Linked DNA regions of Homo sapiens: regions 1 and 2 are each linked to region 3. A link is an interaction called in ENCODE POLR2A ChIA-PET data of the cell type or tissue named here. Cell type or tissue: MCF 10A. All regions are shown on one strand. Each heading gives the region's core, and the rest is flanking DNA. Links, peaks and the distances in the headings are about the cores only. Region 1 holds the start of LOC107984709 (a long non-coding RNA gene). Region 2 has its middle 140 kb from the start of RAD51B-AS1. Region 3 holds the start of RAD51B-AS1 (RAD51B antisense RNA 1).

Region 1 (10,704 bases), core at 3,427-7,426, 93 kb after region 3:
AGGGCGGTAGGATAAGAGACCACGTGGAGCACCAATAAACTGTCCTAGCCGAGGCCATCTTAGACCACCAGCCCCCAGCCTACCTGCTGGTGATCACAGATACATAAGTAAGCCCAGATGAGGCCAGAAGAACCACCTAGCTAAGCCCAGCTCAAATTTCCCACCCACTAAAATGTGAGCTAAATAAGTGGTTGTCATTTTAAGCATTAATTTTGGGGGTGGTCTATTATGTAGCAAAAGCTAACAGACACAGGGCAGGTATAGTACCTCTGTCAAGCCTCTTGGGCTCCAGTTGTGATGCTCAGCCTCTATGAACAGAAGAGGGGCTGCAGATGCTGTTGTTGGCCCACCACATCCCTTCACCCTCACCATTTCAGCGCATATCTGCCCAATTCCACCTGCCAGTCCCTGTACCTGTGCCTGTGGGCTCTGTCTAGCCACCCTCACAGAAGGTCAGAAGTGTCAAGCAGCTCTCAACCCAGGACTGAGAGAGTTAGTGTATAAATACCCCAGCTCCCTCACCACTTGGATGTGCTGTCTCTGAGGCATGTGTCCTTCACTGGCTCCCCGATCTTCCCAGCGGCATCAAGGCCTAGACACCCAGAGTGATAACTAACTTGATACAAACCCTTTACTGGCTGCCTTCTCTTTCTGACTCACTTTCCCACTCACCTAGTGGTGCTTCTTGAAATTACCTCTCAAACTACTTCCATTCAAATCCTTATCTTGGGGTTTGCTTCTAAGCAACGAAAGCAGATGGGCACCAGAGACAGGGCCACCACTCAAAGCCATTGCTGTCATCAAGCCCCTTATGACTGGGTTTCGCTACTTCTCCCACCTCAGTCAGGAAGTAGCTGCCCACTAACCCACTCCCACTGCCCCTGAGCACAAGCACCCCAGGACAGCCCACCACGTGGTCCGCAGAACTACTTCCTCCACCATCTGTCTTTGTAAACAGTTAATGCTTTGTCCTTCACTTTCCAGTCCCGTGGCTGTCTCATTTCATGCTCTGGAGGATGGAGAAGGAAAAACTTGGAAAAGAGGAAGACCCAGACTTGGAACAAAAAGGTGTGGAGCAAGCTGGGCTATCCCCTACCTGTCCCTTTTACCCTAACCAAATCTGGCAAAAGGCCCAACCTAAGCCCCCATCAGTACCTAAGCCCCTCTGTAGTACTCAGAGGAAAGAGTTCAGCAAATATAGCCCCAGCCTCCCAGGGATCAGGGATTTGTTTGTCTGCCCAGCACGTACATTCAAAGATGCTTACTGAGTGCCTGTTACCTGCCAAGCACTGCTCTGGATGCTGGGAGACAGCAAGGAATGAAACAGACCAAAGCTCTGCTCTCATGTAGCTTATATTCTAGTGGGAGGCACAATACACACATACACACAGACACTACATGTATGTATCAGCCCAGGCCAGGGGCATCTGTCTTACAGACTCATAGCACAGAGGAAGCAAAAGTGGGCATGGATTCTGAGGTCAGGCAGGCCTGCATTCAAATCCTGTCTCCGTCCTTAAGTAGCTGTGTGACCTTGGGCGTGTTGGTTAACCTCTCTGCACCTGTTTCCTCCTCTGGGAGGCAGGGAATAATAGCAGTACCTATCTCACAGCACTGTTGGAAGGATTAATGAGGTAGCACATGGCACATATAAACCCTTAATACACCTCAACTATTAAGGCAATCCTTGAGGTGGTGCCTCTGTTATATAACCTGCCATGTTTCTCTCAAACTCATCTGGCACAGGAGCCCAGTGGGGAAGGACATGAGTGAGGCTGGTGGGCTCCATTCCTTCAACATAGCCACCCTTTTCTTGCATGAAGAAGTAGTCTTTCCGCCGGGCTCGGTGGCTCATACCTGTAATCCCAGCACTTTGGGAAGCCAAGGTGGGCAGATCACCAGGTCAGGAGATCGAGACCATCCTGGCTAATACGGTGAAACCCCGTCTCTACTAAAAATACAAAAAATTAGCCAGGCGTGGTGGCGGGCGCCTGTAGTCCCAGCTACTCGGGAGGCTGAGGCAGGAGAATGGCGTGAACCCGGGAGATGGAGCTTGCAGTGAGCTGAGATGGCGCCACTGAACTCCAGCCTGGGGACAGAGTGAGACTCCGTCTCAAAAAAAAAAAAGAAAAAAAAAGAAATAGTCTTTCCTATTGCCTGTTTTTTTTAAAACACGCAGCCCTTGAGTTTTTATTTTTCATTTTTTGATAGAGATACGGGTACAGAGAAAAATTTCTCTAACATTAGAGGACAGAAAGTTCAGGAGGTCCTGGGGACACATAGGGAGTGGTGGGGACTGGGGCAAACTGGAGAGCACTTTATAAAAAAAAACAAATACAGATACTATTTACATCCACATGGCTGATGCCAAATGGGAATATGAGCCGTCTATGGCCAGATACCCCAGTTTTCCCAGAGACGCCAGAAATTTGAATAATTATTATTATTATTAAATCTTTTGATTTTTAAATGTTGGCTCGAAATATTTAGAAATATTGTATAAAGCACAGTACATTTTAATGGGTCTGTAGGCTGGCTCCACCGCATGGGCAGTGACCTTAAGACTACTCTCCTTTGCTCTTGTCTGCTAGGTCTCTACAGTCTGAGTTCTTCTGATGCAGGGACACCAAGATACACAGCTCCAGGGAGCACCATTTACATTTAACTCCTTGAGTCTCTGTGACTCAGGGAAGTATGCAGGGTTCCTCTGATACTCCCAGAGCCAGGTCAGTGTGGAGCTACAAGAGAACTTCTCTCCAAACCAGATGCTGCCAGGGGCCCAGAGTATCACAAATTGTACTATCCTCTAATTATCTGCTCTCAAGTTAGTCTATTATTGTATCCATATTTGTACAGATTATACAAATTTGTATGGATTGTATTGTATCCATTATTTGTATCCACAGGACAAAATCTGATCTGGTTAATTGATGGTTTCATTAGTTTATGTCTTGCCTCACCAACTAAAATGTAAACTCTATGCATGAGGACCACATTCTATGCTTTTTGGAACCATACAGCACCTTCTACATTGCATTAGTACCCAATACCCATTTACGTGTTGACTGATTCATCACAGAGGTCATTCTGAATTGGTTGCTATTGTGTGTGGCATTTGGGTAACACTTGAGGATACAGAAGAGGAGAGTTCTTCCAGGAGCATATGCAGAAACAGGAAAATGTATTTCCCAACAAAATTTACTTCACAACAAAAAAATTAGCCATCTCTGTGCCTTCCACTTCAACACGCACCCACCATTCAGTGCCATCCTTTGCAAGTGTTGTTTTAATGCTGTTATTAAGAATAGCTTATTTTGCATTTTCTCGCCAGTAAAATGGAAACATCCAGGCTTACTAGCCATCTCCTGGAGAGACCACAGAGAGCAGAAAGAAAGTATAAACTGATCCCATTTATAAAGTATATTTAAAATCAGAGAATAGTGGGTATGTTGTGGCTGAGCACACTATTAGATGGCTAAAACATATCAGGAAAGAAATCCTCAATTGTTCATTTGTGCCAGGGTTGAATGAGCTATATTTAACCTGATGATTATTTAATTAAATAGTTCCCTTGGAGTCTCTCTGCAGTCCTTATAATTTGTTATACAGAATACAATAGTAATTCATTTGCACTTGTATAATATTTACTCTTTGCTTCCCAGGGCTACTTTTTTTTTTTTTTTCAGTTTCGACAGGCCTAGAACCCCTAATAAAAGAGAGTTGAACAAACAGTTTGAGAACAGAGGAGTGAGTACAAACACAGAGTACTTGAATCACAAGATAGTCCAGCTGGAAGGAGCCTTGAAGATAACTGAATTCAACTCTGTCTTTTTACAAATGAAGCAACTGAGACCCAAAAAGGTCGGGTGACTCACCCCAGGACAAACAGCCGGAGAGGGGCCACATGTCCAATTCCTAATACTCATTCCACTACTCATTAACCTCAGGACACCACGGCTCCCTCAAACACCCACAGCCAGCTTTTGAAGGGCTAATCCCTTAGAATCGTGGGCTCTTAGAAGCTATGACACCTGTACCAATAGAAAAATCATCCATTCAGTAGGTAAGTGCCTGCTGAGTGCCAGGCATCAGCGTTGACATGAAATAGAACGGTGAACAGGAGGCTGGGCGCGGTGGCTCATGCCTGTAATCCCAGCACTTTGGGAGGCTGAGACAGATGGATCACTCGAGGTCAGGAGTTCGAGACCAGCCTGGCCAACATGGTCAAACCCTGTCTCTACTAACAATACAAAACTTAGCCAGGCATGGTGGCAGGCGCCTGTAGTCCCAGCTACTCAGGAGACTGAGGCAGAAAAATCACTTGAACCCTAGAGGTGGAGGTTGCAGTGAACCGAGATCGAGCCACTGCACTCCAGCCTGGGTGACAGAGTGAGATTCTGCTTCAAACCAAAACAAAACAAAACAAAAAAATTAACAAGAGCCCAGGCTCCTGCCTCACCAGATTTACCTTCAAGCTGGATGAGATAATGACAGACAAGTCAAGAATTAAATGAACTTGGCACTTTCTGAGAGTAATAAGTACTGAAATATTAAACCAGAATGGTAGATAGAGAGTGAGGAGGAGGGGGCTGCTTTGGATAGGATGTCAGAGAATCACTCTGCAATGTCCCTAACCCAGGAGAGGGAGAGTCGGGTAGGGGGAACACCTAGCTTTTGTTTGAACATTACTAACAACAGGAACTCCACTACCTCCAAAGGCCAGCTCAGTGTCTTAAAAAGGTCTTCCCCGGACTGAGCCAAAATCTGCCTCCCTGTGACTTCAAACTTCAGTAACTCATTCTCTGAGCATCACAAAAACCAGTCAGCTAATAAGTAGCATGTTCAAATGCAAAGCACATCCTAAATTAAGACAGTTGCTGCAATGCTTCAATTTGAAATAGCGTGTTTGGGAAAATACGACATACCAGGAGAATGACTTACATGTTCACATTCAGCCTGCAGTTCATAAAAGTGTTTAAAACCACCACTTCAAAGGATGTTCCGACAGCCAGCTTCTAGAGTCCCAAACCCGTCTGTGTGAGTCACCTGACATCAGTGACAGGACATACCAACTCCCTTCCGTCTGTAACTCTAGTTGGGGTTTTATAGCAACAACACTGCCAGTTCCGTTGCCCTGTCATTCGGCATGGCAAAGGAAATTTGGCTCTGTGCATTTTGCTTTCTAAGATATTCATGGAATCATGAAACAAACTACTCTTTGGCTCCCACCCTCTATCTCACAGAGAAGAAAATGGAAGCCTGGAAATAGAAAGTGACCATCAAGTTTCATCAGCAAGCAATGGCCAGGGTAGGACTTGTTCCCTTCAGCCTCCAAACTGGTGGCAGCTGCAACAATGCGTAAGCCCCAGGTTTGCTTGTATGTGGGGATGGACTTCTAAGCCTCCAGAGATAGTTAGTGCATACTTATGAAGAGAAAACCCAGCTCCCTAACTCCCTTTCATGTGAACCTGCACTCCAGCGATCTCCCCAGAAGGTCCCCAGCACCATACGCTGCTGAAGGGGTTTCCATTCAAGTGTGGGCACATTGTTTGGGTTGCAGGTGTCATCCGTTGTGTGGGAAGATGCAGCTCCTGCTCCAAACCAACCCAAAAGCTACAGGATGCACAGAGAGAAGCAGGGGTTAGGGACAACACCAAAGTTGGCACTATTTCAGCTTTTACCCAAGTCTAATAGTCTGACTGAACCAACTGCCTGGCTGCTCCTAATGCCTCAGAGCCCTCTAGGCTGGCCCAGTAAAATGGTTAGCAACAAAGGAAGAAAAACTGTTTAGGAGACAGGCCTTCCTGAGCCAATGAAGGAAGCCTCAGAGCCCTGCCCTCCTTCCCCCAGCTTGAGGCAGCTGGGGGAGGATCTGAGCGCTGGCTGTGCTGATCTGGCCGTGCCTCCTTCCTCCTCCCTTGCTGGCTTCTGCTGCTGGCTGGAGCTCTGAGAATCTACCATTTTTCCCCCTCTGAGCCCTGCAATCGCAGGAATAAATGACTTCCTTGAATGGAGAGGAACTGCTAGAATGCAGTTTAATCATAATGGACAGTATCTCTCAGAAAACAAGGCACCAAAAGAGGGAACACCGATGCCAGCAACCATGCTGGTGCCTTCTACAGCCAGCCCCAAGGTCACAAGTTTCAAGCAGACTATAAAGCTGCTAACTGATTAGAAAATAATCAGCTTAGCCCTTAGCAGCCTCCCTCCTGATCACACATCATGCAAGACAACACCCCTGTGAGTGATAAAATATGGTTTCCTCCACCCCAACCAGGCAGCAGCACCACTGAGACCAGGCGTGGCTTCAAAGCCACTGCTGCACCCAAAGGTGAGCCCAGCGCAGTTGCCAACACCACGTTGCACCTCAGCATTTCCGTTTGTAAAGGAGGCAGAAAGCGAGCCCAACCTCTGCTCACTACCCCAGGCCCCTGGGCTGCAGAGAGGGTGACCACATGTGATGGAGACATCTCAGGAAAGGACGGGCTGAGAGGAGAAATTCTCCTCCATGACTATGGGTCCCCAGGGGAGGGTGAACATCGGAACCTGGACCTGTTAAGTGGCCCATGCCATTTGACATCTGCCTCCTTTTAAAAGTGGAGGCTGAGAGCCTGGGTGTTGCAGCCCAACAGACCTGGGTCCCGGCTCAGTGGTATACAGCTGTGCAATTGGGAATAGCGAGTTCTCCCTGAGCCTGACCTTCCCCATCTGTAAAATGGGGCTAATGATAGCACTGACTCGCAGGTACTATCAAACGTAACCATGTGACGGAGGCCCAGCCCCCAGTGTGCATGGTAAGTCTTCACAAATGCTGGTTCATGTTATTATTTTTACTATATAAATTCAAGAGAACCACCTATAACGCACACACCATATGTGAGTTTGAGGCAGAAAATCGAGAGAGTGAGCCAAGGTGGCAAAGCACCACGTTTTGATACTCAAACATCTTTAGAGAAGGGCTCTGTCATTCTGAGGACTGCAAGCTGCTCCCACACTCTCAATATGACCTTTGTCTAGGGTCTTATCATTTCCAGAGCTCCTTCCTCTCCATTTCATCTGATCCTCACCACAGCCCTATAATGTGGGCAGGGTGAGTATGCTTCCTGTACCCCATGCGTAGAGGAGAAAAACAAGTCTCAGAGAGGTTAAGCAACTTGCTCAAGATCAAACAGCTTGAAAGTGGCTGAGCAGGATCACAAATCCAGGGCCGCCTGACAGGGCTGGAATGAGAATAAAGCAAGTCAGAAGCCTAGCGTGTGCAACTTCGGGAGACACTCATTCGTAAGACCCTGAGAGTAAGTATCTCTTCAAATTTTGCCCTGCTGTCTGACCCCAAGCCTTGGGCCCTTCCTAGAGCACTGAGGCTGAGCCAATTGTGCAGACACTGCACAGAGGAGGTCAGCCCAGCAAGAACTCACTCCCAGCTCCTTGGGGTGGCTGGATCTACTGGCTGAGCTGAACATCTTCCTGTGGAGCTCCAAGGACCACTTCCCAAAAAAGTAGAATGGAACAGAGGGTGGAAGTGGTGCTGCGACAGCCATGTAAGGCTTCCATGCACCCTTGAGTTTGAGGGCCAGTAAAGAGGGGCTGGGCCAGGCAGCCCTTCCCCAAGGCCCCTCTAAGCCCTTATCAGCCCAGGGGAGGGATAGGCCAGGACAGGCAGGCAAGCAGCCCACAGGGGTGGCTCCCAGGACAGTGGCTTCTGGATGCTGGCCCACCAGACAGTCAAGGCTCTCCACTCTCCGGCCGCTCAGAGCCCAGCTAGCCCCCAACTCGGCCTCCCTTTACCTCCCACAGGGCGTAGGAGGTACTGACTAGCAAGGAGGCTTATTTTAAATCTGCAAAAAGAAAAACTTTTCTAATGCAGATGATTACACTTACTAATTAGTCAACTTCGTTGTGCCTGGGTTACTGCAAATTTAGCTTTCCTGCAGAAACAGCACCTGTTCACTGAGGGACAGTATTAGGTAGTAGGAAACTGTGCAAGCTTGAGAGCCATTGGGGTGGGATTCAAGCCCCACATCCCCTGGGCAAGTCACTCACCTGCTCTGAGACCATTCCCTCCTTCTATAAAAGGGGACTAGAACAGTACCTGCATCATCCAGTTGTTGCTATTACAAAGACCAGCCACAATTTATTAAGTGCCTATAATGGGCCAGGTACTGAATTTCTTTTTCTTTTCCTTACATGTATTAACACTCACGACAACTGTATAGGTTTGTCTTTTTGAAGTATAACTTACAGTGAAGTGCTCAAATCTTCAGTGCACAGGTCAATGAACTTTTACATGTATTCTCTATCCTCTAATCAAATATCAATTATCATAGATCACTGTTGCCTGTTTATGAACTTCATACAAATGGGCTCATGCAATATGTGCTCTGTTGTGGCTGGTTTCTTTCATTCAACTTTGTTTTAGCAATTCTTCCACATTGTTGTGTACCAGTTATTTGTTCTTTTATATAGCTGCATAGTATTCCATGATGTGACAATCCCACAGTTTGTTTGTTTATCCATTGACCTAGGTGTCATTATCATCATCATTATCACCATCATCCTATTTTACAAATGAGGAAACTGGGATCTGAACTTCTTACTAAGTGTTTAGCTTGAAGTCACAGAGTGACCTTGAGGCCAAACAGGGACTTGAACCCAGGTCCCTGTAACTCCAAAACCAGCTCCTTACCACGGACAATAGAGCCTCCCATAGCTCTGGAATACTGGGATTGGCGGAAATGAATGCTGACCTGTGTGGTCATGAGCTCCTTCTCCCTGAGGTACATTTGGAGTCAGGGGGAAGCTACCTGCCTGGCTCCAGGTGCTGAAAAAATTGCCTTAGTTTTGGCGATTGCCCATATTTATTTTCATTGCAACCCAAGCTGATAGCACAGGTACAGTCATCACTCACAGCCCTGTACTTTGAGACCTGGGCTTTGCCAACATTTCAGAACAACTGCAAACAGCTTCAATGTGGAGGAGGCATCCTTGTCCACTGACCAGCAGCTGGCTCTTATGGGCAGCCCCTGCCCTGGCTCCTCAGAGTCTGGTTTTCTATGATGGTAACTCAGCTGTAACCATCTGGGACTCCCACAGAAAGCATTGTAGGCCAGGTTTCTCAACACCAGCCTTACCTATCAAGAGGTGAGACCCCCAGTGCTGACCTTATTCAAGAAAAGGCTGAGATTTTGCCTTGCTTTCCAACCTTCAGAATCTCTGCCTTCTGCCCAGCAGGCAAGTGGCAGGCCTTAGAAGGGCCACCTGCAAGGCAGCAAGGGGGTGACCAGGGGCCTGGCTAACCTCCCCACCTCCTCCCCCTCTGAACTCAGGTAGCCTCCAGTCAGTCCACCCAGACATGATTAAATGGTTGGCTACACACAGGGGTGGAAGACCCCGGGGGAAGAAGGGCATGGAGCCAACTCCCTGAGGCAGCCCTAGGGCACCCTTTGGTCTGTTGATCATTAACAGAAGCCACCTCATGGCAGGCAGAGAAGGGGAAAGTCCAAGGGGATGGCCTACCCCCTCCTCCCAGACTCCGTCCTCCAAATGTGCCAATGCAGGGCCTCATGGGAGGTGAGGTCATGGCACTCAACGGAGGGGGTGTGTGCAGAATCATCTAATCCAACTCGTTGCCTCCTGTGTTCATGCAGAATCTCCACAAAAGGCCAAGGGAGAGGGCAACTAACACTGATTGATTTGCAGTTACTGTGTGCCAGGGACTGCTCCAGTGTCCCAGCCTACAACACTCTAGCATAGTGATGGAGGTCGCCTGCCTGGGTTCAAATCCTGACACCGACTCCCTGTATGACAAATTAGTGAATTTCTCTGCACCCCAATTTCTCCATCTATACAAAAGGAACAGTATAGAGCTTCCTCCGTGGGGTCATTATGATCATTCAATGAGTTAACACACAGGAAATTCTTAGAGGACTACCTGGCACTTACAAAGAGCTGTCATGACTAATGGCTCGCTTGATCTCATAGTAACTCCTTGAGATACAGCTGAAAAATCCAAGGTTGAGTCATTTATCCAAAGCACAAGCTGGTAGAAGGGGAGCTGGGATTTGAACCCTGGTCCAAGGGCTCCATTCAACACCCCTTCTTCCTTCACGCCCTGGATCCTTCCCCTGCCATGACCCCTGCCTCTTCGGTAACCAGTGCTTCGTGATCCAGTTGACTGTAAAACCCATCTTCAGACTAACCCACAATCTCAGTTGGCCCTCAAAGCCCTCCTTTCATGAGTGTCACTGAACCATAGCCTTCCTCCTGAGAATGAGGCCTCCAGGCCAGGAAAGGCATTGCTCGGTGGCCAAAATAGCTCATTTCTTTGAGCTGCTCCAAGAGAAGATCTTCATCCAACAGCCAGAGAGTGGGTTGCAGGGCCAGTAGCCACAGAGGCCCCACCCATCCATGGCAGACCTGGTGCAGGCCCCTAAACCCAGCCTTCAAGACACCCTGGCCTCCAGGGTAAGGGGTGGAGAAGAAGGCTTTGTGCCCCAGGATTGGCCTGGCCTTTCCTGACCCACTTCCCTCGTGAAAGCCTTCCCTTCAACTCCCTCAGCATAGTTCCTATCCTTCCTAGCTGCAGAGGAGCTCAGAGATAGGGGTTTCTTGCCAGTTCTGGGCTCACACTTCCCTGGCCTCCCTGCCAGACTACAGCACAGGGCTGCTGCTGAGGCCCCTTCTTCTAACATCCTGGAGAAATAA
Region 2 (10,704 bases), core at 2,655-6,654, 140 kb before region 3:
TAACCCAAGTTAAATCTTCGTAAGATGTCTGATTCCCTTAGAGCAGAGGTCAGCAACCTTTCTGTAAAAGGCCAGTCGTAAATATTTCAAGCTTTGCAAGCCATATTGTCTCTGCCAACTACTCAATTTTATCATTGTAGTGCAAAAACAGCCATAGGCAATATGTAAACAAATAAGCATGGTTGTGTTCTAAAAAAAATTTCTTTACAAAAATAGGTAGTGGGCTGGATTTGGTCCTTGGGCTGTAGTTTGCCAACCCCTGCCTTAGAGAACCTGTCACTCTTCTACTACTGCCATCCTAGCTTTTTCTCCATGATTATCTGTTTACAAGCACATTTTGCCAAAATACTAAATTCTTTGAAGTCAACACTTTTATTCCTATTCCCTAAAAGCTAGAAATCTGGAAATAGAAATGATTCAATAAAGACATATTATTGAATATCAAGAATTATCATTATGTTGCTGGTGGAAAAAAGTGGAGAAAAATTCTTCGGTTGGGTACAAGATTAAATGGCTTACTTCTAAGATTTATCTAAAATAAAAGATTATATAAAAATACAAATTAATGAGATGGAAGGATTTGTCTTGAGTTGGAACTAGGTCTTCTAAAAGGGCAGTCAGTGTCCTGCTCATCTGATCACCCATGTTCATATTCCTGCCACATTGTTTTGGCCCACAGCTTCGATGAGACCTAGAGAATCACTTCCTTTTCAACCATACAGCCACCGCTGGGGCCAACCACTCCCTACGTTTGTATAATGCTGTATGGTTTTCAAAGCAAGTAGCACAATTCCTATTTGGTAGATAAGGCAATTGAGGCATATTAAATGACTTGCCCTATGAATGATATAACTGGGACTTCTGATTCCTAATCTAGGACTCTTTTTGTTACACCAGACAGCCTCTCAGGAAATTAGAACAAAAAAATGACATATTGCAAAATTAAGTCAAAGAATAAATTAACCCCATTTGAAAGTCCAAGGAGACCTTCAGACAAATGTGTATCAGAATTTCAATGGTATTTGGCAGAGTTGGCCTAATGGAAGTGTGGACACCCTGCCAACTTTGCATAAGATACATAAATCTCAAAATCAATTTAACTAACTTTCATTTATCTTGGAAACACAAAAATTTAGACTAGAACTTGGCAGGAATAAAGAGATTTACACCAAGCCTGCATCCCCACTACTCTTGTAAACTGTTTCATGAACCCCAGTGTTGAAGACCTCACTGTTTTGTTTGACTCTGAAGGCCGCCTACGCATACTTGCTGCTGGAGGAAGGTTAATACTGACTCAGAAGCAAGAGGACCACTGACTGAATCACCACCACTTACTACAGTCCTCTGCTCTGTATTCCTTGGAAATCTCTTGCCTCAGCTTGGGCTTAACCCAACCCACTTAGAAGGAGAGAACAATTTTACAGCCCCGCATGGAGTGACTCCAAGCCAATCGTATCTGTTTCCAAGTGATCTGACGCAGCAAGCAGATTGTATTTCCTTTGGAGGCTTGGCTGAGAATTGTTGGGTTGGCAACACTGAACCAGAGTGAATAAAATAAGACTGTCAAGAAAAATCTGAAATGGCCCCTAAAGAGATAGGACTAATGAAATGCTCAGGTCAGGGGTGGGGTGCTTTCTGGGCAGACTGAAAAAAGAAAGGAGGACCAGGTGACCATGTGTGAAATTCAAGAGTCAACAATGATCTAGGTAAGCCAGGCAGATTGGCACATGCCCAGTACTTTTCTGAGAGCAGGCATCAAGCCTAAAAAAATGCACAAAATCTACCTCTTATTTTTATTCTTACCTTTAATCAGATTTTTTATTGAAGTTTTTTCATGGTTGGTTACCTATCCACCTTCCTCCCATCCTGCCAAAGAAGGCAGGGACTCCAAATGCATTTGCCAAAAACCAACAGACCCCTGTGTTCAATTATTGTGGGCTTAGGGAATAGTAATTAAGGAGTTCCAGGGATGGGATGTGGGAGCAGCAAAGGAGTTAGGTTTCACTTAAGGTCCTTGGGAATAAATAAATATTCTGTCACTAGGATGAATGGGGTTGGTTCTTCACAGATCATGTAAAGGGACAGGCTTAGCCCTAGAACCAACTCATGATCTAGATGAGTTTCTGTTCAGATGGATAAGGGCATATCTTTGAGCACCAGGTTCCATGGGCACATATCTGGTTCATTATTCTTTGCTTTGCTTGTGCAAAATTATTTTCAAAGGCAAAGACACGGGGACAAAGTTGGGCTCTTTGAGGCTGTTCCTTGAGCAAAGAGGTGTATGCCTCTGGCTGCCCACTTGGCAGTGGATATCTTCATGCTTCTTTTTTCCACCCAAATATTATGGCCACTGGAGTATTTGTAGGAAACAGTCTAAAAAAAGACAACACTCACTTCCCCTTGCTTCAGGCTCTTCACAGTCAACTCCACTGGCATGTTTCAGGCACCTGCTGTGTGCCAGGCATTTTTTTTCAGAATGGAACAATATTGCCCTTGTCTTTAATGCCTTAACTGTCTAGCAGGAAAGACATTATTATGAGTACCTGGGGCAGAAACAGTGTGAGAAACATTTTGGAGACCCAAAGGAAGGGGCCATTGTAAAGAAGTTCCACCAGAGTAGAGGTAAGAACGGGGACAGGGCATGCCTATAGACACCTATCCATCATTCGCTTGTCCACACATTGATTTCCCTAAATATTTATTATCTGCTTGTTATCTGCCAAGAGTGAAGGGCTTGGGATTCACAGATGAATAGGACATGGAATATAGAGTAGGGGGTTGGGCAGAAGAAGGGAGTGGTGGGAGAGGGAGTTGAAAAATAGATTGGGCCGCATTAGTAAGACTTTTGCTTGCCAATTTGGGTCTGAACTTTGTTCTGTAGGTAATGAGGAGCCTCTGAAGGTCTTTCTACAAGGGGTGGCACAGATACCTGCCCCACCCCATTATTTCCTACCCTGCAACTTAGAAGTATTTTATTCATGTATCTGTTTTTTAGCTTGCTTCTTGTTTGATTTCCCTAACTGGGATGTGAGTTCCACGAGGACAGGGACCCTACTGTATCCACCACTGTATTCCCAGTTCTGGGCACAAAGTCTGGCACACAGTGGGTCACCAGCAAATATTTTACTTACTGAATAATCAGATCTGTGTTTAGACAGTTGTCTCCAGTTGATACCATGGAGGGACATCCAAGGTTGGGAGATCCTGGAGGAAGGACTGGTAGCAGCAGAGAGGTGCTGAGAGCCTAATCCGGGGCTATGGTGGCATAGAAGGGAAGGGGAGAGATTTAGAGGACTCATCAGAGTTAACATCATCAGACCTTGGTGAGGGAGAGGGAGGGTCCAGAGGTTTCCATGTGGATGTCTGAGTAGCTGGTGATATCGTTGACTGAGAGAGAGGAGACAGGGTAGGAACCTTCAGGTGAAGAGGGGCTTGTTATGGGAAGTAAGGGAGCATAGATAGTGAGATCAGTCTTGGACATGTATGATTTGAGACAACCATAGAATGTTCCACTAGAGATGTCCAGTAGACAGTTGGAAATATACGTGGGCAATTCTGGAAGATGGCTGGAGCTGAGGTCACAGGCTTTTGGTGATAAACGAAGCCAACAAAGAGTAAAGTCACTCAAGGAGAGCAGACAGAGTTGAAAGAAAAAATAGAAGCCCCAAAACTGGAGGAATACCACTGGAGGGTGGGAAAGAGGAGCTGGGGGGAGGAGACAGGTGTGCTCTGAGAGGCGGGAGGAGAAGAGAAGAGGACTTCTGGCTACTATGGGATAGCATGGGCCCTACCTAGGACAGGGCAGAGGTCAGTGGGAATGGGAGCTGTTATCTTGGGCGACCAACTCCACTCAGTTCTTACCATGTTAATGTTAATGGCAAACTCTTGGCAATTCTGGGCAAGTGAGAAGAGCAGAAACACCTCTGTGCAGTTTATCAGGACTTTCTCCTTCTAGCACACCCTGAGGGTGAGGCCAGAATTAGTCATGTGCTGAATGGTCTGCCTATTTCATGATGTTCTCAGCTTGGAAACATTTTTTTTGTGCAACTCCAACTCAAGCACCAGCAAATCCAGCCTCTCCTCACCTCCTATTACAAATGGCTGTCATGGACTAGACCGGTGCCTAACAAACAGCCCACACTTCGGGATCTGAGTTCAGGTTCCGGCACGATTAGTGCAGGTGGCTTCTGGCTCTAAATCTCTCAGAGGAGACATCTTCTTCTGGGGGCTGATTCACACGTGAGTGCTGATCATGACCTTGTGTCGGGATTAACCTCCTTTCTCAGCATCTCCTGCTACATTCCATCTGTTTCTAAAGACACCTCATTCTGCCTTCCTTCCGGCCATCCACTGTTACCTTTCACTTCCTGTCGGCACGTACAGGCCAGGGACTTTACTCAAGTCACTGAACATTTTGGGGAAATGAAATGAAAACATAAAGAGAAGGCCAGTCCACAAAACAGCTCAAAATGGAGATGCTCTGGCTGAAGGAAGGAGTGTTGGGGTCCAGGAGCCCCGCTCACTCCTCAGCACCCGGGAGCATCACGGAATCTAAGGTGAACCTCCGGGGCAGGAGACACAGCACTGGCCTTAGAGTCCACAAGCCCGGGTTCCTTGGCCCTGTCTCTTTCCCTCTCTCTGTTGTCTGTAGCTCCCTCCTAGCTCTGAAACTCCAAGTACAAGTGAGCAGGTCATGAGTCACCAAGCCTCTTTTCCTGGGCGTTTTTCCTTCCGGGGAGAGAACAGCCAGGCTTGGACAAAAAGTGTTGGGACACCCTGAAGCAGAACACACTCCCTGTCATTCCTGGCCTCACTCTCCTCCAGAACGAAAGCACCCAGACCTGCAGGCCTTTTTTAGGAATGAAGTCACTGGTCTGTGTAGGTTGACAGAGTGTCCTTGGAAAAGGCTGCTTGGGAAGGAAACTCACAAGGCATGGGTATCCCCACTGGAAGAATCCAGAGCAAAACCCTTCTGGAAATCCCCCACCCCACATATACACAAGGAAACTCCATGGAAGGCATCCTGTCTTGGAGGCCTCAGTGGGTTCCTCCTGGAGAGTTTAAGGGGAGGGAGGCAGAGGAGGAAGGAGAGAAACCTAAAGTCAGCAGGATATTCTCATGTTCTCTCTCTGTTAATTGCCTCCTCTCTTTTTCTAAGAAGGCTGAGATACCGAGGCTTCCTCACCCACCACCCCTTCCTCTACCTCCCCTTAGTGCTGGGTGAGTTCATCCATCAGGACCCCTGCCTGGGACTGTCCTCACTCTCCCGCTGTGGCTCACTTGCCCCCAGGGCCCATCCCAGCCCAGCCCAGCCCTGCCCAGCCCAGCCTGCTGCATGCTTCTACCCCGGCTCCCACTCAGGCTCGTGCGTCACTGCTATTCATCTTGTTTAGTGCTTGGCTTGGCTGCAGATGCTGTAAATATGGTAATTTTAGACTCCCTGATTGGAAAGGATTGCAGAGCGGGTTGTGGGGGAGGACGGCAGTTTGATTTACTCCGCAGGAGCTGGTTCCGAGATGGCTCTCCACCCTCTGTGCACGCCTCTTCTCCAAGCTGTGCCCCATCAGGCCCTACTCTTAGTGTTGAGTCCTGACTTCTTGGGGTCTTGGGAGAAATGAGAGGGACAGAGTGGATGTCTGTGCGTTCTGGGCCTGAAGAATTGCTGGTTAGCACAGAGCATCACATGCAAGGAGGCCGGAAGTGTAGTCAGTGATGCGCAGGGTGGGCGTCCTGACACTGCTAAGACAATGCCCAAGGCTGATGACCCAGGATTATCCCCCCACCCAGGGCACACTGGGGATGAAGTGGGGGCTGCCCGAGGCCTCTGACCCCTTCTGAGCTCTCTCCCTTTTCTGTTCTCCTTTCTTTCCTGACCTCCCTCCATGGGGGGCCATCAGTCCCCAGGGCCTTCTGCCAGGCACTCACAGGGTTGTCAGCAAATCCCTCCTCCCACCCCTTTGTTGAATAAAGACCTAATTTGCATTTGATTACAGGACCCCTGAGTGGGTAGGGGTGTATTCAGATCCCCAGGGAGTGACTGTGAGGCTGGCATTTCAGGCCCTGGGAGTCAGAGTGGGAGCTGAGGGTTTTGAGCCCCAGGAGTAGGTCAGGTTCTTCAAAAGCCACCAGATAGTCTCCCAGCTGTCTGTCTTATCTCCTCAGGACAACCCTAACTCCAAGGCTGGTGACTGAGTCAGACTTGGAACATCCCCGTTTTTGAGCCACAGTCTATAGTCACAGAATGTTCCAGGGGGAGGGATGGGGGGAGAAAAGGAGGGCACAACTCACATTTCTTTGAGCCCCAAACTTCATTTGACCAGTGAGGAGTGGCTTGCACCAAATCATTGGTGCAGCTAACCACAAGAATGTTAGCTCTTATCTAGTGCTTCATCCATGCCCTGGACACATTTTTTTTTTTTTTTTTTTTTTTTGAGACGGAGTTTCGCTCTGTCGCCCAGGCTGGAGTGCAGTGGCGCGATCTCGACTCACTGCAAGCTCCGCCTCCCGGGTTCACGCCATTCTCCTGCCTCAGCCTCCCGTGTAGCTGGGACTACAGGCGCGCGCCACCATGCCCGGCTAATTTTTGTATTTTTAGTAGAGACGGGGTTTCACCGTGTTAGCCAGGATGGTCTCGATCTCCTGACCTCGTGATCCGCCCGTCTCGGCCTCCCAAAGTGCTGGGATTACAGGCGTGAGCCACCGCGCCCGGCCGCCCTGGACACATTTTTATAGAAAGATCCAGATGAAGGGAAAAAGAAGTCTGATAGGTATTTCTTTTTACTAAGTCATGTGGGAAGCTACAGCGGAATCCTGCCACTCTCTGCTGACTGATGGTGAGCTTATGTTTGGTGACAGGAAACTTGCCATCTACAAGGCAGCCTCTTAAAACTTCGGTCAGCTCTGACCGTTGTCTAATAATTCTTCATTGCTGCAAGTTTTCCAGCTGTCCCCCACATCTGTTTTAGTGGTGGTGGAGGATTGGGGGACTCAGAAGGAGGGCGTAGATTGTCCTGCTACAGAAAAAGAACTAGCAGGACTCCTCTGAGGGAGCAACATGGAGAGACTTTCTCACCCCTCTGCAGGCAGGCTCTGCCCCCTTTCACTCACTGGAGTGCTCACTTCCTGTGCACACGCTGCGCCGTGCTCCCTCCTGGCCCATGAGGTGCCAGTCACCACACACTTGGATTTGTTTACTTTTCCTCCTGGAAATGTGGACATGAGGGCATTATACTCACTTTTCAAAGCAAAGGATTCTTTCCTGGAGGGGTTAATAGTCCTTAGGTGTAAGTACCCCTCCAGTGGTTGTATAGCAGTTGTCTGTTGGGGGACCTTAAGTGATTATTCATGGAATCTTTCATGCTAAAGATGCATTGCAGCGAAACGTCATTGGTTTGGACCAAATCCGGTTATGGTCTGAAGAACCTCAGGTATGGGACATCCCCAGCAAAGCAGTCTTATTACTCTTTATCCTGCAGAGTCACAGCTTACAGAATCTTCCCTAGAAGAGGTGTGCCTGGTGTACTTTTAAAAATAGATGCGCCTCTTGTGTAAACAGCATTTTGCCTGTTGGAATGTAAATGAATGTTGTTGGAGTGCTTGGAGACAGTTTGTTCTTTTAGTGGATTAGCAATTTCCCCTGCAAATGTTGTTTCATGGTATTTGCTAAGCACATCCTTCCTTCATATGCAATATGGAATTCCCTATCAGCCAGCCTAGATGGGCGAAAACTCTGGAAGTTCTGCTGTACCCAGTCCATCAATAACCCTAGCAGTGATCTGTGTTCTAGAAAGGCAGGGGTGGGGGATGAGTCCAGGTTTTCTAAAGACATTGGGAAATAATAGCAAATTTTCCAGAGAAGGAGTTGCTTCCAAAAATTTAAAAAATAGTTAAAGAGAGGCATTTATAACCATGAAGAGTAGTCAACAGAGAAAACAAACATGCCAGTGAATGAACATCCTAGCAGAGGGTGGAGAGAGCAAGCCAGAATAGTGTGGAGGGGGTACAAAAGTTTCAAATTATCTTCCCTATATAAAATTCCCATGATCCCCCAGGCAGTCAGTTTTAACTGCTTACCCCAGCACTCCCAAATTCCATTCTTCCGGAGGCCTGGCAAAGCACCTCCTCAGCACTCACTACCCAGTCCCAGGCCTCAGGCGTGCTCTCCCCACACGGCTGCTGTCCCCATCTTCACTTCCACATCATCCTTGGATCCTAGATCACTGTCCCTACAGCTCACTTCCTTGTTTCCACTCCCTGTCCACACATTAAATATCCATGCTCTGGCCTGGCAGTCAGCAGTCCCATGACCTGGCTCCAGGGCCCCTTCAGCCCCAAGTCGCGTCCCTCGCAGGTTTGATGCCCAAGCAGCAGATTTCTCCCCAACAGAGGCCTCAGAGAGTGCCTGGCTGTGATAAGCATGTGTTGCTGTGATTTTGTCATCTGTCTCCTTGCTTTTGCTTAGGCTGTTCCCCTGCCTTCCTCTCTGCCTGGCAGGATTCCCCCCTTCCCAAGAAGTGCCTGCTTCTGATCTCCAGTAAGTATCTGACGTCAGTCATATTCTTAAATCTGACCAGCTCACAGTATTTACATCCAGGATTTCTCTCTTTTTCTAGAATGAAAACACCTCCAGGTCAAGGGCTTTCTCTCACACTTATTTACACCTCAGCACCTAGCACAGAGTGCTGTACACAGTAGATGCTTATTTTAGACTGTGATATCCTTAATAATAATAATAATAGCTCTGCATTATTAATCATTTTCCATGTGCAGGCACTGGGGTCTCTCCCCAGATGCATCTTCAGCACAAACCAAAGAGTGTTACCATCAGTTACATTTTATGGAACTTGCCAAGAGCGTAGGTAATAAATGACAGAGCTGCGATTTGAACCCTTATTTGTCCCCTCTAGGACTTGCATTTGAAGTCATAAGGGTGCTGTTCTATTACTCTCATGAAGACAGGGACCACGTCTTTACCTAAGGCAGTGTTGCAAGTGGAGACTAAAGACCAAATCTGCCCCATAGATATGTTTTGTTTGGCCCATTCTGTGCGTGTTTGTTTGTTTCTTTAATCAGGAAATTTTACATCCACATCTAGATTTCTGGCTTTGCTGGGAAGCCCAGGAGATACAGTAACCCTGGATTTAAGCGTAGTGATGCTGGCCAGTGCTCGAAACCGCTGTCCCCACTTCACTACAGCCTCTGCTTGCCTGGCCTGAGGGTAGGGGAGCATTAGAGTTTGCGTCTTCCGCACTGTACTGTCTGGTTCCATGTTTCACCTCCCAGGCATTGGGATTGGGGTGGGTCCGTTCTTGGTTATATAGGACTGCCCCATATATTGCAGGGTGTGTAGCAACACTGGCCCTCACCCGCTAAATCAACAGCACCTTTCCTTCAGTCATGTTGACAATCAAAAACTCCCCCAAACATTTGCAAAGCCCCTAGTGAGGGATGCTGCCCCATTCCCTTTTGAGACACAATGGCAGATAACCCCTTGTCTCACCAGTGGTGGCACACAGTAGGGCCTCCATTAAATAGATTTAAAAGACCTAAAATGCAACATCCATTACCAAATAGTTCCCATGTTAAAAGTTCCCATGAAAGGAGAAGCAGAAAAATGCAATAATCATAGTATTTTTTTAAAAATAAATTATCTGGAGCAAATTTAGTGCATTCCCTTAAACACCTGTCCCATGATGGAAAAAAAAAGTTAGTAATAACACGTTTCTGTGGAGGCATTTCCATTCTCCACGCCTCAGTTCCCACTGTAATGTTAATTGGTTATGGTTTTCTTTGCTTCTAGTCCTTACATGTGCAGCTGTCAACCAGGCACCACCCCAGGAAATGCTGCACTTAAAGGGATAAGTAAGAGGAACTGAATCACATGCAGCTTTTCTAAGGAGAAATGATATTGTTAATATTTTTGCTTGTTGTTCTAATTATAAAAATACTATGTGCTTATAGTAGAAATTTCAGAGTAAAGTACTAAGAATAAGTAAAAATCCCTCATACTCTCATCATCAGAAGATAATCACTGTTTCTATTTTTGTATATTTCCTTCCAGTCTTTCTTCCTCTATCGCACATATTTGTGTTTGTTGTTGCTGATTTCATTTTGCTTCTAAGAAAATTGGGATTGTACTATTGATAAAGCCCTCCTTGCCACTGCATGGCTGTACCATGATCAGTTTAACCAGTCCCCTTTTGTTGAACATATGGTAGCTTCCCAGTTTATGCTGTGATCAACAGGACAGCAATCACCTTCTTTATCCATAAATCTTTTGGGATCACTTGGATTATTTCTATAGAAAGAGTAATATGGTAAGCAGTGTAGAAAGAAACCATCCTCTCCACAAGAGAGATGTTATTGGCTCTGGCCCTAGAAGAGATGGGCAGAGCCAAGGGTAGACTGAGTTCTGGTTAAGGAATTTCCAGGCAGGAAGAAGTTCATATTTTTGAGCTGGCTTCTCTAGTGCAGCTGAAGACGAGCCATCTACTGCGAGCAAAGAGAGGCGAGGTGGGGCTGGGGACTTGGGGAGGGTGGAGTTGGTTTGGAGCTCCCAGTGCAGGAAGCAAACAAGGGCTTAACCAAAGGATGAAAATTGTTTGGCAGCATTGAGCACCTAGGTCACACTGTGTGATTTAGGAATAGAGGCCATTAGCACAGATGTGCAGCTCTCTCCAGTGAGGCAGAGACAAAAGCAGAGGT
Region 3 (8,832 bases), core at 1,372-5,371:
GGCAACACAATGAGACCTCGTCTCTACAAAAAAACTTAAAAATTAGCCAGGCATGGTCTCAGCTACTCAGGAAGCTGAGGTGGGAGGATTGCTTGAGCCCAGGAGGCTGAGGCTGCAGTGAGCCGTGATCATGCCACTGCACTCCAACCTGGACAATAAAGCAAAAGATCCTGCCTCAAAAAAGAAGAAAGAGAACAGAGCCCTACAGAGAAGGAAGAAGGCAGGCACATTGTCACTTTTGCTCTCAAGCTCCCTGGATCTCTCCTAGAGGAGAGACCCCCAAACCTGCCTGCACTCCGCAGGAGCTGACTGGGGGAGGACCCTTTCCAGGGACACCTCCCTGGAGGTGCTCTAATATTTGGCTGCTTGGCCATTCTGGGCCAAGAAGACTCCTTCCCTAGCCCAGGACCATTAGTCTCCCTGATGATTGCTGCAGAAAGGCCCAATTTTCAGGGCCCTACCTAGCCCTTCAATACCTTTGAGCCACCCATCTTGTCTGAGCCAGAGTCCTAAAGCCAGTCCTGAGCTTCAAGACCCATGCTTGCCCTGGCCACTGCTTCCCCTGGGAGAGCTGCCTGGCTTCCTGCAGAGAGCTGGCCTGCAAGTTGGAAGGGCATATTCTCCTCCCGGCTCCCTGGCTAAATTGCTATAGAATTTCAGGTCACTCAAGTGAACTTTCTGTGACTATTTTTTCCTCCCTTCAAGATTTATCAACTATTAATTGGAGCCTCTAGATGCCTGCAATGTGGAGGTCCTGAGAATTCAATACAGAATAATACAAATGCAGTTCTTCCTGTGAAGCCTGGACAACCTTTCCCTTCCTTCCTTCCTTCTTTCCTTCCTTCCTTCCTTCCTTCCTTCCTTCCTTCCTTCTTTCTTGAGTTTCCTGATGCCAGCTCCTCAGATGGTGAGCCAGCGGTGGGAAGGTAGTGGTGGGGGTGATTATAAATACAATAAGAAATAAACCCACACACTGCAAAACTCCATGTTAATACTATTAATAGTATTTCCAAATTGCATACAGGTAGAAGACAGTTCCTTAGCAACATGATCGTAATGAGAATTCCACAAGGGCATCTGGAATTTACTCTGTCAGACATTCCAGCTTATCAGGAAATGAAAAGGACCAAGACTATCATATAATGTGCAAACTATGCTAATGCCTATCACTAGTGTATATCAGACCCCAGTTACAGGACTGACCCATGGGACTCCCCTTGTCTCAGCTTTAATCACATGAAGTACCTGAGGCCTGTTGTCCTCCTCGGGGCTCAATGCCTTCTTGCGGCCAGGTCCTTCGTATAATTCAAGAGTTGAAATCACTGTCAACACAGCCCTTTGACTAATGTTCCGGGGTGACAGGCCTGGCACGTGAACACATGAGTGATGCTATTATCCCCCAAATCACAGGTGAGTGAGGTCTCTGGAGATGTCCACCCCCACATGAATTTCCCTTTGTGGTAGCAGTAACATCTGAGTCACTAAGCATGGGGCCACAATTTAGGCTCACTCCCTCCCCTTCCTGTGCCCCAAAAGGGGGCTGAAGGCGGGTCCTCACAGCAGAAAAAGCTCCACTTCCTCCGAGCTCCAGACAGCACATCTCAGCTGTGTTGGGCCTTACAAGGCTGCGGTCAACAGGCACCCAGGTGATGAGGTCTTTCTCAGCCTGTTGTTCTCTTGTTAGCCCTTTGATGTTTCAAAGCTGACGAGGTCAGCATCTTCCAGGCTGCAGGAAACATGCCTGCCAGGTATACCTTTCAAGCAGCTGATTAATATGTCATGTGGTCTCTGGTCAGAGGAGAGTGTAAGGGCTGTTGAAATGACTCACCAGCTCAGCTCCCGTGTCTTTGGGAAACGCTACCCTGTCAGCAAGAGGCCTCCAGCTGAAAAGTAAAGACACAGATCTGAAAGGGTACAGTTCTAGCGTCCAACAAACTATTATACATCCTAAATGAAGTGAGAAATGGTAGGCTCTTCACCTGCCAGGGCCTGGCGGGGCCTGTGTCCCAGGACTGCTTAGGAATCCAAGCCTCGCACTGTTTATCCATTATACTGATGAGAAGCCTGTGAGACAGGGAGGCTTGCTGGGCCTCCAAAGTCCACTTGCTGGCTTGTTACTTGGCACCATCAGATCTACGCTAGGGATGGTGTAACTAGAGCCTTTGAGTGCATGAAAAGTCTGTGGCCTGACAAAGCACTTACTGACCAAGGAAAATCAACTTCAGGTGCAGCAGGAAAGGTCTGGTACCCAGAATGTCTGGGGTTTTGAGACACTGGAAAAGATTGCCTAATAATGTCATGGGCTCCCTTCCCTGGAAATAATCTGAAAATAGGATAAGTTCCCTCCAATCTTGGATGGGTCAACCTCGTCTTGAGGTAAGGAGACGGTTACATCAACCCATGGAGAGGGCCTGTCAGCAACTCTGAGTCTATTAGAGGGTATATTTTCAAACACAAAAAACTTTTTATCCTGGTAAAATATACCTAACGTAAAAGCTACCATTTTACCCATGTTTAAGTGTACAATTCAGTGGCATTAAGTACATTCACATCGTTGTATAAGCTTCCCCGTCATCTCTCTCCAGAACTTTTTCATCTTTCCAAACTGAAACTCTGTGCCCATTAAACACTGACTCCTCTTTCCCCTCCTCACAGCCCCTGGCAACTACCATTCTCCTTTTCATCTTTATGATTTTGACTACTCTAAGTACCTTGCATACGTGGAGTCACGCAGGGTTCTTGTGTGACGGGCTTGTTTCACTTAGCACAATGTCCTCAAGTTTCATCCATGTTGTAGCATGTGTCAAAATTTCATTCCTCTTGAAGGCTGAATACTATTCCATTGTGTGTGCATGTGCAGGTGCATGTGTGTGTGTGCGTGTGCAGGTGCATGCGTGCGTGTGTGTGTGTGTGTGTGCATGTAGCACGTTTTGTTCATCCATTCATCTGTGATGGACACTTGGTTGTTTCCGCCTTTTGGCTATTGTGGATAATGCTGCCGTGGACTTGGGGGTACAAATATCTGTCCCTCCTTTCAATACTATATCCAGAAGTGGAACTGCACAAAGAAAACTTTAAAGACAAAAGCATTGTGCCCCCAGAAGAAGGCATGTCGATGTCCTCACATCATGATTTCATATGGAGAAGAAACACCTAAAAAAAGTTGGGCGGGAGGCCGAGATGGGTGGATCACAAGGTCAGGAGATCGAGACCATCCCGGCTAACGCAGTGAAACCCCGTCTCTATTAAAAATACAAAAAAATTAGCCGGGCGTGGTGGCGGGCGCCTGTAGTCCCAGCTACTCGGGAGGCTGAGGCAGGAGAATGGCGTGAACCTGGGAGGCGGAGCTTGCAGTGAGCCGAGATCTCGCCACTGCACTCCAGCCTGGGCGACAGAGCGAGACTCCATCTCAACAACAACAAAAAAGAACGTTGGGCTACAGTAAGACTTGGTAAGAGGGACCAAGGAAGCATGGAAGAAGGAGCTGGTTGGTTCCCAGAGCAACCAGAGAAGGCTTCACAGAGATGAAATTGGAGCTGGATTCTGATGGGTAAGTAGGAGTTTGCCTGGTAGAAAAAAAAATAGAGAAGGGCAGGAAAAGAAACAGCCCTTTTCAAAAAAGAGGAGACCAAACATTGCATGCACATATCCTTTGACTCGGCAATTGCACTGGCAGGAATTCTGCTGTTATCCTCACACACATACGGCTCCAGGCATATGTCTAAGGATCCTCATAGCAGCAATGTCTGCAAGACTTAGTCACTGGGAGTGGCCTGTGGTCCCTCACTAGGACACTGCTGAAATAAACTATGGTACAGCCATACCGTGAATTCCCACACAACCATTAAAAAGAATGAAGGAGGGCCAGGTGCGGTGGCTCATGCCTGTAATCCCAGCACTCTGGGAGGCCGAGCGGGTGAATCACCTGAGGTCAGGCGTTTGAGACGAGCCTGGCCAACATGATGAAACCCCGTTTTTACTAAAAATACAAAAAATTAGCCGGGTATGGTGGCAGGCGCCTGTAGTCCCAGCTACTGGGGAGGCTGAGGCAGGAGAATCACTTGAACCCTGGAGACGGAGGTTGCCATGAGCAGAGAGAGCGCCATTGACCTCCAGCCTGGGTGACAAGAGTGAGACTCTGTCTCAAGAAAAAAAAAAAAAAAAAGCAAAGAATAGAGGCGATCTCCATGTGCTGATATGACAAGAATTCCAGACTTATTTTTAATTAAAAAAAGAAGATGTCACTGTATGCCCAAGTTATTTCCCTGGAAGGAAAGAACACACAAGAAACTCTTAATAGTCATTACCTTTGACAGGAGCAACTGTAACTTGAGGGGAGAGAAATTAAATTTTCGTGTTATGCTTTCTAATGTGTATGTATTGCGTTTAAAAACAAAGTTAACAAAGCTGCCAGGTTGATGAGATTACGGTCCACTTTTACATTCTTTGTGCTTTTTCTAATTTAAAATATTTTTTTAAAGAAAAGCAGCTATTTTTCTGGAATTGTTTAGTCCCAATGGCTCCTAAAGGCAGAGAGATGAGATGTTTACAGGGCCATCCTTTCGGAGTTTCTCTTACAGCTTCGCAAGGATTCCTTTCAAGACAGAATGGTATCCTCATCTCCTCGAGAGAAAAGTTTTGGGGCCAAACAAGAATTCGGCCAAAAGCTCGGGGCCAGGCATGTGTGGTGCCAGGGCAGTGCGGGGGTTCCCACAATGTCTGTCCAACTGTCCTGGGGACAGGACCCCTCTTCTGCACTTTTCTGTACCCCTCGTGGGGACTACGTCTCTGGGACAAAAACCCAGCTACACAGGGTTAACCCCTGCGTTTTGCTTCGCTGAGCATGGCTGAGGAGGAGGGGGTGCGGTGAGAGCAGAGGGGGCTCCATCCCGCCCCAGCTCCAGGCAGCATTAATAAAATGCAGGTGTTTTGTGTATGTATAGCTGCTTGAGGGAGGAGGGAGAAAGAGCCTTGACTGCAGCAGCGCATAGAAACAAGAGCCGAGTGCAGTAGAGGAAAATGTGCCTGCAAGTAATGAGAAAGCATTTTGCAAAGACAGCCTTGGCTTTAGGGTTGAGAAGAATGCAGCAGTTTCTGGCACAGGCCTACCCTGTAGCTCCCCCTGGGTGTGTGTGTATGTGTGCGTGTGTGTGTGTGTGTGTATCTGGACACAGGATCCTATGCATGCATGTGCACATACACACACCCCACCACCACCACAGATTTTTTTCCCAGCAACATCTCACACAACCTAAGTTTGACCCTCACTTGCTTTGACCAGGAGTTGGTTCTGACACTCCCTTCCCTCCCTGCCAACCGCCCTCCATCTTTTCTCTCCTGTCTTCCTCTCTGTGGACCCCACACCCTGCAATTCCTCCTTTCCCCCATCACTTCCTTCTCTCTGGGGCCTTGGGTTGACGGTATCTCCCCTTGGCCAGCCCCTTTTTCGTAATGCCACTTGGCTCTGCTTTCAAGCAGGCACCTTGTGAACCCGACTCCCACCCTCCTTTCCAAAGCCCACCTCCCTTGCAGTCGGGAATGGAGCTCAGGAGGTTGGCCAGCCCCTGCTGCTTTAGCTTGATGACGTGCTCCAGCACTGTGGAGGTTCAAAGTGAGGGGGGAGTAAAGCACAGAGCAAGCCCCCTCCTCCTGGCCACCCCAAGGGCAGGAGAGCAAGGAGGAGGCATCAGAGATGACTGCAAAGTGGGCAGCAGATCTGAGGGCCACTGGGCCCTGCTGAGGGTCCTCTGTCCCCACCTCCCCACATCCCCCAGGGAGGTGGGAAGTGACAGCCCCCCAACTTCTAGAGGGTCGCCCTCCATTACGCCAAGTTAAAGAAGCCTAAAAGCAAGTGATTTCTGTGATTTCTTTAGTTTGCCTCCTTGCCTGAGACCTGCTGAGGAGTGCAGTTGTAGGTGAGTTGTTCTGACACCGGAAAGGCTTCAGGAGACCAGGGTGGACCCCTGAGGCCCTGCTCGGTCCCAGGCAGGCCAGGGTCTGAGTGGAAGTCACAAGTGGAGGAGCTCCTCCAGAGGACATGGGCTCCTGATTCCATGAGGAGGGGGTAGGGAGAGGTGCTGGGGGGCTCAGGAAGCACCCCTGTCCCAGGCTACCAAGCTGATCCTGAGTGTTTGTGTCTGAAACCACTGAGCCAGAACCCATGCCAGGCAAAGGCCAGCCCAACAGCATAGTAAATATGTTCCCCGGAATTTAGCACTCCTGAGTCAGAGGGGAGCAGGGGCTGGCAAGGACCCTCTCCTCTGGCCTGTCTGAAATGGGAGGACCAAGCTCTAGAGAATCAAGTTTTTACTTTCTCAACTCCTATCCTCTACTCCCTACCTGCCTCCCCATTCCTCTGCAAATAAAAGACAGAGCAGGGGTGGACAGGCAGCAGCCCAACCATCCCGCCACTCATCCGCTCATCCCTGCCCGCAGCTCACAGGCTGGCTGGCAGCAGCTGTGTCAGGAGGCAGGACCCACATTCGGAAACTCTGAGGAATCTCCTTGGAGAGTAGTTACTGGGGCCGCTTGTCCCAGACCCCGAATTGGAACACCGTCTCTGACAACTCCAAGACTGGGACTTGTCACTTGCGGGAATAACAGTGGGAACCACCCTGGAAAATCCAGGATGCAGGGTCCCCTTACTAGCACAAAGCAGCCTTGGGGCCCCTGTGCCCCCACACCCAGCCCTTCCTCCCTTCTGGGAGCGGAACGCGGGAGAAAGCCTTGCATCCTCAGTGGCCCCCCACCCTCTGAAAGGCATGTAGTGGCCTCAAGGCCTTATTCCCCCCTCCACTCTGTTATATGGAGCCTATGAGGAGCAGATGTTTCTAATGAAGGGCCCAGGCCAGGGCTCTGGAGGTAACAGGCCCGCCATAGAGCGCTGGCTCCCATGGAGGGGCCGCAGCCCCCAGACCTCTGAAAGCACAAGCCGCCCAGTGAATGGGACACACACTCTCTTGAATTCTCAGCTCCTTTCAGGAAATTGCCAAGTTAGCCCTTGGCTTTCTCCTTTCCAGTGCCCGCCCCGTTTCCATGGCAACCGCCTCCCCATCTTCCAGAGCCTCTCTCCGGTCCTGCCCGCCCCCTCCTCTCCACCACCCTCCGCGTCTCATCTGTCTGGGTGGGAACCGGGATTAGAGTTCATCGGGCCGGGATGCTTTTCCCAGGGCCGCTTTGCCTTCGTGATCCCTTTGCGGCAGCCCGGCCCCTGCCCCGGGCTTTTCAAGTCCCCCAGACTTAATGACCAGCCCTGGGTTTCCTCCTCTTCTCTTTCTCTGCCTCCAATAAAGCCGGAGAATTAACCCAGGTTTTAAGTGCCCCGGTTCCAAGCTGAATATCAAAGGGGGCTTCCCCAAGCTGCTTCTGCATTTCAAAGGGGCTGATTTATCACTTTCACTTAAACCGGCACATTTTGGGGAAAGAGTTTTACCCAGAGGTCAAACTCTGGAAAAACAAATGGATCCCCGTTCACCCCCTCCTGGGGTGCTGTGGGCTATTAGTGTATAAACTGCTGGCGGGTAGGTGGGAAACAGGCTACCCGCACTCCTCATCAGCCTGGGCCCAAACTGTTCCTGTGCCCCCGGGGCGATTGTGAGGAAGAGGGGGAAATGCATGGAACCATGGCTGAGAAGCTCCCACACTGCTCCTCCTGGTCTCTGTGCCTGGCACCGGGCAAGTCGTCAGCTCTGTTTCTGCTTCCTGGGCCTCTTGTGGAGGCCCTAACCTGAACCTGCATTAACACTTCCAAGCTAAGGGTGCTCCCTGCCCCAGGGACTCTGCCCCTTCAATACAGCCAGGGCCTGTGAGTCCAGATTCTGCCTTTTCTTCCATTCTGCCTGCGAAGCTTTTGCAGGCACTTACTATTCAGGGGCTGCAGAGCTGGGCCCCTGAGCCACCCTCACTCCCCAGCTCTCTCCTGCCCTCACAGTCAGGCCTTGTCCATACCCTTCTTTCCCACATTCCCTCCCCACAAAACATGCACACACACATTCACCCACCCTCTCCCAGACCCCTGCCGCCGCCCCCAGTCTCCCTCTCATCCAACCTCAACCCAATAAATTATCTCTATTATTGCCCCTTCCTCAAGGACTTCCTCATACCCCCACAAAGAATGCTGGAACCCCGGACCCTGGAAACTTTTCTCCCTCTCTGTGAAGCATCTGTCTAGCTGCCCCCAAGCAGACTCCAGCCTCACTGCAGAGCGTGAGGTCCTTCGTCTGATTTAGCCCAGATCTGATTGATTCCCAGGCTTTCTCAGGCATTAACCCCCAAGGAGAGATGTGCACATCTCTCCTTGAAGTGACCAGAAAAGCCAGGAGCCAGCAGCCAATGAAGCAATCCTTGGAAGAGGCCAGGCAGACAGCACAGCGTTATCGAGGAACTTCTTACTTAGCACGAAGGGGCAAAAGCGGGCGAGGCAGCACCCCAAAGCCAGCTTCCAGAGAGGACATCCTGAATGAGGTCTTGAGAGGCACCAATCACAAGGCAGGTTTTCCCTTAATGGACACATCTGTTTCCTTTTCTTACCCTGCCACCAGCTCATTCATTCTTTCACACATTCATTCACTCCTAGGACCATTTACTGAGTGCCTATCTCGTGTCAGGGGCATTAGAGAGTAAGGCTACTGTTGATTACAGTGCAATGAGATAAACCCTCTCTCCCGTAAAGTGGCCGGCAACATTCATGGTCTTTGCCTAACCCTCTCCATGGGGATCCGGGAAATACTCTAGACAGGGGGATTTGATTCCAGCTTGAAAAGATGGGCAGGAGTTTAGCTGAGAGAAATATATTCCAGGCAGAGTGAGCAGCAGGTCCAGAGGCACCCAAGC

The links. Peaks named below come from ENCODE experiments on the same cell type or tissue, not always from the same donor. Only the 100,000 strongest peaks of a DNase experiment are listed, where the experiment ranks them.
Region 1: POLR2A ChIA-PET joins it to region 3 with 12 read pairs; 26 of 35 experiments call an interaction of 5 or more read pairs at or near these places.
Region 2: POLR2A ChIA-PET joins it to region 3 with 14 read pairs; 10 of 35 experiments call an interaction of 5 or more read pairs at or near these places.

What each region holds. Positions count from the first base shown.
Region 1 is chr14:68,775,141-68,785,844 of GRCh38, forward strand. It overlaps LOC107984709 (a long non-coding RNA gene), which reads right to left and starts at 5,057. Exons shown (of 2, transcript XR_001750793.2): 1 at 4,942-5,057. RefSeq lists enhancers at 5,638-6,139, 9,385-9,529, 9,674-9,733 and a cis regulatory region at 9,451-9,464. In MCF 10A, for the core only: no CTCF peak of the experiment used is centred there; a DNase peak (open chromatin) is centred at 5,011.
Region 2 is chr14:68,543,003-68,553,706 of GRCh38, forward strand. It overlaps a transcript of RAD51B not described here. Among named protein-coding and RNA genes, the nearest start is that of RAD51B-AS1, 140 kb to the right of the region's middle. RefSeq lists enhancers at 4,475-5,066, 7,791-8,311, 8,312-8,832. In MCF 10A, for the core only: no CTCF peak of the experiment used is centred there; DNase peaks (open chromatin) are centred at 3,999, 4,739, 5,409 and 6,259.
Region 3 is chr14:68,684,126-68,692,957 of GRCh38, forward strand. It overlaps RAD51B-AS1 (RAD51B antisense RNA 1), which reads right to left and starts at 1,315. Exons shown (of 4, transcript XR_007064220.1): 1 at 1,246-1,315. RefSeq lists enhancers at 1-19, 1,603-1,652. In MCF 10A, for the core only: no CTCF peak of the experiment used is centred there; DNase peaks (open chromatin) are centred at 1,786 and 3,816.